2 separate regions of the Homo sapiens genome follow, and region 1 is linked to region 2. Evidence: chromatin contacts called from ENCODE Hi-C or POLR2A ChIA-PET data. All regions are on one chromosome and are shown on one strand. The core of a region is the stretch at or near the end of the contact, and the rest is flanking DNA. Distances in the headings are between cores, read along the strand shown. Region 1 holds the start of TNP1 (transition protein 1). Region 2 overlaps IGFBP-AS1 (IGFBP5 antisense RNA 1).

Region 1 (3,350 bases), core at 49-2,548, 150 kb before region 2:
ACATGATCATCACTCTCCCCATGTCTGGCCTTTATCCCCATGAATGGCACCAGCATCCAGATAACTGCATTATACAGAAACAAAAGCCACACCCTTGACACCATCTGCTTTCACCTCCCAAATTCAATCCGTCACCAAGCCTTGGTCTCTTGTCTACTTTAGATCTCAATCAACACCTTTCCTGGCCAGACCTAAACCATCATCAAATCTTTCTCTCTGCTGAACCATTGATGTTGACAGTAGCATCTCCCTTTACACAGCTCCTCCAGTCAATACATCACCCACTTGGCACCCTCTAATCTCACATGCCATCCTCTTAACATTTTTAAAGGCTTCCCAATGTACTTGATCATGGTTTGATCTCTGTCTCTCCCTCCAGCCTCATCCTGTACCATGTAGGGAGTTTCCCTCTGCCCTTCTCCAGCCAAAATGACTCCGTAAGTACTTACTCACTGATTTATGTAGACATCTGATGAATGGCTTTCTCCCCAGTGGGCTGAGAGTTCCATGAGCACAGTATCTACGTGTGTTTATCCTCCACTAATTTTCTACCACCTAAATGTATGGCATATGCTATGTGATCAATATCTGTGACTGAATTTTAAAAAATGATTAGGTTAATTGTTCTGAACCAGAGCCATTTTTTCCCTCACTTCCCCAGCCTCCCAAAGAAACAGGTGGCAATGTTTGGGAATATTTTGGGTTGTCATAGCTGCCAGGCTTCTCTGGTGTCCAGTGGGTAATGGCCAGGGATGTTGCCAAACATCCTAGGGTGCACAAGACAGCCCACTGAAAGTTACCCTGCCCATTGTGTCAACAGTGCCAAGACTGAGAAATCCTGACCTAGATGAAAAAGAAGGAATATTTCTATTTTGATCATATTGAATTGGGTTCTGTAGAGTCAAGTCCTTACAGAAATAAATTTATTATCTCTGGATGCTGTGAGAGACTTAAACAGTCATGCATACACACACACTCAATGACTGTTACATTTCCTACAGGCAGGAGAAGCATATCTGAATGGTCTCTTGTACTCATCCAATGCCTGGCACAGGGCTGGGATTCAGTTTCTCAATAACACCTCTCTGGGAAAGCCTCACTTAACATAAAAAGGACCTCAAAACTGAGGGCAGCCCTTGAGCTGCACGAAAAGGACCACCTTATTTCACAAATGTGACCAAAGTGCAGCAAAGGTGAGTGACAGCACAGTAGAGCCCCGCCCACCTGCTGAGCCATGCCCCTTCCCTGTCACAATGGCCAAGGCCTTAAATACCCAGACTCCTGGCCCCCGGGCCTTGCAAAGCCCCTCATTTTGGCAGAACTTACCATGTCGACCAGCCGCAAATTAAAGAGTCATGGCATGAGGAGGAGCAAGAGCCGATCTCCTCACAAGGGAGTCAAGAGAGGTGGCAGCAAAAGAAAATACCGTAAGGGCAACCTGAAAAGTAGGAAACGGGGCGATGACGGTGAGTGAGGGATGGGGAGGAGATTGCCAAACTTAGGCACACATTGCTGCCAGGCCCTCCCTCTTGGAGGCAGCTCTCACAGGACCCTGAAATCTTGGCCTGAGATTATTTCCAATAACTAAATGCAGATTTGAGCAACAAGAGTCTTGATGGGAATGTTCTAATTCGTGTCTCTGTTGCAAACCTGTCCTTTCCCACAGCCAATCGCAATTACCGCTCCCACTTGTGAGCCCCCAGCGGGCTCTGCCCTGGTGCGCTTCACACAGCACCAAGCAGCAACAAGAACAGCAGAAGGGGAACTGCCAAGGAGACCTGATGTTAGATCAAAGCCAGAGAGGAGCCTATGGAATGTGGATCAAATGCCAGTTGTGACGAAATGAGGAATGTATATGTTGGCTGTTTTTCCCCAACATCTCAATAAAACTTTGAAAGCAGAAATGTTTACTTTGATCTTTTGGTTGGAAAGACTTGAGTTCCTGAGCTAGGTGGGTTTGGGGAAGAATTGGCCAGTATGAAACCATTAAATGTGACTTGGAAAATATCAAAAGTAATTTGTCCTCCAATTCCCTCCCACCACCGTGGGAGGTGGTCCTACTCTGGCCACACACTATTGCCGTATTTGTCTTCATCCCAGTGTGCTGTCTCTCTCCTCAACATGGAAAGGGAGAAGAGATAAAAAAGGGAGAAATGCATTCATTAGCATTAACCAAAGGATTCAAGCTGTTTTTGTTAGAGCTTAAACCAAAGGATGCAAGCTGTTTTCGTCAGAGCTTATAGCATAGAGGTGTTGAAAGCTAAACTAAATCTAAAGACTTGGCCCGGAGATAGAGATCACCTGGAGGAGCTCTTAGAAGCTCTTAATTCATTGATCATATGGGCAGTATTAGCAGGCTAAGAGATGGGAACACCTTCTGAACAGAGACCAACATGTTCTTTGTAAAGGATCCTATTGGTAACAGTGGAAGTGATGAGAGTTTAGATTTCTTTAGGTTATTTTGGTAGCTATGTTGGGCTTGAGGTGGGCAAGACTGAAGAGTGGGATATTGCCTCGTAGCATGCCATAAGCCTTAGTCCAGTGTGCCTAGAAGTAGGAATTGTCTCAATCTGAGTATTGATCATTTGACAGAGAGAGAGAGAGAGAACTGACTTTAGGGATAGAGCTGGTTCTGCTCATTTAGGAAATTCCTAAGCCCTCACTTTACCTTGTCCCTGAGTTGTAACACAATTTATGATGTCTCTGGTCAAGGATATGACATTCACCCACTCAGAGGTGGATCGTATTTTTCTTGTTTCCTGTTGCCTCAGAGGTAGCTCCAGGGTAGAAATGAGACTCATATTTAAACTCAAGAACCAACCACCCACGTGGTTTCTGGGGAAGTAACCAGGAAAGGGTATAAGCAGGAAGGAATGAGGGGGCATGAGGTTAGACACGAAGTTTCCAGCAGTCAGGGGTGTGAGACATGGGAAGAGGACACTATTAAGTCTGAGCCTCATGCAAATGTGTGGGTACCAGGATGTTGGTCCTATAAGGGGTGGCAAGGGGTGTTCCTGTGGGTCAGAATCTAGAAATGCAATAAAAAAAAGCATGTTCATTTTTCAGATAAGTTATTTCACTTGTTGGGGTAAAATATTTCAAGTCCTCACTCTTCCATAACCCTAAGAATGAGCATGCTGATTCAGAGCTGTTTTCAAGTTCATGTGAAAAACATCTCTCCTTACCATCAGGCACACAGATACTTCAAAGTTTTCCATTGTCAGTTTCCCTTTTTGTTAAATGGAGGATAGGGATAGGGAAAATGCTTCATAACCCTCATCCTCCATGGTTGTGTATATTTTACCTCCTAAATGTGACTTTTGTTTGTCTTTGCTTCTCTAACCAAACTC
Region 2 (3,359 bases), core at 858-3,357:
CCACCTCGGCCTCCCAAAATGCTGGGATTACAGGCATGAGCCACTGCTCCCGGCCTGGGCAATCTTTTTGGAGTTTGTTGCAACCTGTGATGCCTGGCTCCAGGATCGAGCCAGGGGCTAACAGCCCTCACCTGCCACTCCCTTTGCACAGCCCGGAGCCAGCTGTGTGGAGTCTGCCATTCCTAGACCGGCAGAGGACTGATTCAACTCCTGCCAGAGTTCCCTGAGTCCTAGCCCCAAGCTTTTTCTCGCCGCGCCCACAAAGCCCTTGCTGGATACCCCTCTCTCATGCACTCAAACCTCTCTAAGATTTATTTTTCCCCACCACGCCTAAGCTCTTAGGGCTTCTGGCTTCATATTTTATCTCCTTGGTGGCTCGCCAGAGAGAAGAAAGAGGAGTGCAGGACAGCGATCTGAAATAATGACAGAAAGAAAGGGGGAAGATCACATATGACTCTAAGACTCCCAGCTAGCTCCTTCTTCCCAGTGACCTACTGGAGAAATTTAATTAAGAAGATCTATCGGTCAAGTTTCTGGAGGGCCTCTGGAATTCTCCAAGGATCTCCAAGGACTTGAGAAATGTTTTGAAATAGAAAATTAACAATTACGGAATCATTCAAAAAACAAAACAAAACAAACACTGAAATGACCTCTGGCCTAGATATTTCTATTTGCCTTGGTACCCCAAATGTCCTACATGCAGATGTGCGTGCACACCAGCTCCACAAAAACCTGAAGATGCCAGGGACTGGGCCCACCCAAGTGGAGTTGCCAGAGTTAACAAATAAAAATATAGCACACTCAATTAAATTTGAATTTTAGACAAATAATTTTTGCGGGCATCTGTAATCCCAGCTACTCAGGAGGCTGAGGCAGGAGAATCACTTGAACTTAGGAGGCAGAGGTTGCAGTGAGCTGAGATCGTGCCACTGCACTCCAGCCTGGGCAAAAAGAACAGAACTCTGTCTCAAATAATAATAATAATAATGTTTAATATAAATGTGTCTACTATGGAGTGGGACACATTTTTACTGCAATTTATTAGTTGTTTATCTGAAATTCAAATTTAACTGGACTCCCTAGATTTTATCAGGCTTCCCTAACCCTCAGGCCTCTGCCTCTAGGTTCTCCACAGAGGTACTCTCACCTAGGCCCACATAAACATTCTGTCCACTAATGTGAACCTCGATCCATTGTGAATTCTCCCTATTTGCATGTAGTCATCTAAAATATTACCCAGGGCTGGGGGGCTGGGGAGTAGTGCATTTTTTTCATGCCTCTTACCACCTGCCTGACCCCTGATCTCACTCAGGAATGTCATCCATGAGTCGAAATCTAGTCATCTAATTTTGGAGGCCCTTCCCCCTCACCAGGCCACGCAGAGACACTGTCCCTGGGACCTGTGGTGCAAGGAAATTGCCCTCATTGATGGCCATGGCCCATGCAATGCTGAAAGGAAGGAGGTGCCCACCTGGAAATTCTGGGGTTTTAAAAGGCTCCCTACCTGGAGAGATCCAACCAGACTGCACTTGCCCTTGAGTACTAGGAGTACTCAAACTCACCAAATGTCAAAGACCTTTGGCATCTCGGAAGGTTCTTAGCTCACCCGTTCTAAATTCTCCCTCCACAGCAGTCCTGGGAGAGGAAGTTTGGGTTAAGAAAAAGGCTAAAAGTATTGGCTCGTGTAAAAAGTTTAATTTCCAGATGCTAGAGAAAATCAAAGAAGTGGCTTAGATTGCTTTTTCTGGTTTCTAAGGTAACATCACAGAGATGTCCAGGTCAGTGGGGGTGCTGTCATAGCAGCTCTCTTGCTAAAGGGCCAGAGGAGTGTTTTGTGCCTGTTATGAATGGTCCCGACCCTGTACTCCATAGAGACAGACCATGGCCCTGGAGCCAGGGTCTCAGGACCTCTCTTATTCTTTTCTTGGCACTCAGTCTGGAGAGCTGGGCATCCGCCAAGTGGGTGGGCTGTCTCTTCCAATAGAGAAGAGAAAAGATCTCCCGAGTCTCTGGTAGGACTCCTTGAAACATCTCCCTTGGGGCTTTTCCCTTGGTCGGCATGTGTGAACAAGACTCCCTCATGTTTCTGACTCACTCTGAAATGAGTTCTGCCCAGAGCTCGGGTCTCTAGCTGGCAGCTTGGCAATGAGCCTGGGATAGTGGGGAAAGGAGGCATTCTTCCCAGGTTTCCAAAGCTGACTTGCCTCAGAGATGCAAGCCCCCAGCCAGCCTTCTTCTAGGCTTCTATTTCCAGGTTGGGAGAATGGGTTCACTGAGCCAGCCAGATATTGTGGGAAGGAACAAAGAGATGATGTCTGTGAACGTATGGTGAATTCTCAAAAAAATAGGGCTGAGATCCAAAACATCAGGCATCTTGCAAAGGTAAGATATAGTTTAAAACTTTCAAAACAGATTTTATGTCTCCAGAATCTCTCCCTTGAGAAATTCAGAGTCTGATCTCTGGTCTCCTTGAAACCAATCAATTAAAAAAAAAATTGAGCTACAAGGCTTCCAAAGGAGCGGGGGCCGGGGGAAAGGCCAGGTGCAGTGGCTCACGCATATAATCCCAGCACGTTGGGAGGCCAAGGTGGGCAGATCACCTGAGGTCAGGAGTTCGAGACCAGCCTGGCCAACATGGCAAAACCCAGTCTCTACTAAAAATACAAAAATTAGCTGGGTGTGGTGGCAGGCGCCTGTAATCCCAGCTACTCAGGAGGCTGAGGCAGGAGAATCGCCTGAACCCAGGAGGCCAAGTTTGTATTGAACCGAGATCACACCATTGCACCACAGCCTGGGCAACAACAGCGAAACTCCATCTCAAAAAAGAAGAAGAACAATGAGAAGAAGAGTTCAAACTGCAGCAAGAGGAACATTGTTGGATGCTACAGGAGTTTCCTAAGCATGAAAGTTGTCTAGCTTGAAAACTGATGGAAGAATGAACTCCTGTCGTGCAGCACCTTGCAGAGTTGACATTCCATGAAGACACAGAATGCCCAAACCCTTCGAGGTGAGAGAAGAAGAGGACTTCTGTGACAGCCAAGCAGCACTCACAATCAGAAAATCCATGGCGGTGTTCTCATAAAGGCTCTTTGGGTTGCAAGGAACAGAAACCCCCTCCAACTAGTTCAAGGGAATAGAGGCGTGGTTGAAAAGGTACCAGGAATGTCATGGGAAAATGGGGAAGATGTCATGGGTCCCTGGAACGGGAGAACCAAAAGCCTTTGTGATCCAGGGCCATTGTCTCTTGATTCCATCCTCCTCGCCTGCTGCTATTTGTTCCTCTTATCCTTCTTCCAATATTCCATCCTCCTAAGGCTTCTCACCTCCCATGACTGCCCCTAACTGATCCTTCCTCCTGT

Evidence for each region. A loop is a pair of places that touch in the nucleus more often than their neighbours do. ChIA-PET counts read pairs that join two places held with the same protein, here RNA polymerase II (POLR2A). Pooled maps may share reads with other maps.
Region 1: a map of heart right ventricle shows a loop between it and region 2 (3-fold over the local background). The contact joins the promoter of TNP1 here to the enhancer-like site in region 2. A Hi-C loop is called at or near these places in 2 of 168 maps with a recorded cell type or tissue (Right ventricle myocardium superior and heart right ventricle) and 1 of 50 pooled maps. POLR2A ChIA-PET finds 5 or more read pairs at or near these places in 1 of 52 experiments (H1).

What each region holds. Positions count from the first base shown.
Region 1 is chr2:216,858,012-216,861,361 of GRCh38, reverse strand. TNP1 (transition protein 1) reads left to right here and starts at 1,298. Exons shown (of 2, transcript NM_003284.4): 1 at 1,298-1,466; 2 at 1,667-1,904. The coding sequence starts at 1,328. The coding sequence ends at 1,695. LOC124906118 (a long non-coding RNA gene) reads left to right here. Exons shown (of 3, transcript XR_007088082.1): 2 at 380-437; 3 at 1,002-1,108.
Region 2 is chr2:216,712,524-216,715,882 of GRCh38, reverse strand. The region is part of intron 2 of IGFBP-AS1 (IGFBP5 antisense RNA 1); the gene reads right to left. Among named protein-coding and RNA genes, the nearest start is that of IGFBP5, 19 kb to the right of the region's middle. Within about 2 kb of position 2,107, at least 13 of the 41 ENCODE cell types and tissues checked have a DNase peak (open chromatin) inside an H3K27ac peak, as active enhancers do; they include heart right ventricle, where a contact is called at or near this core.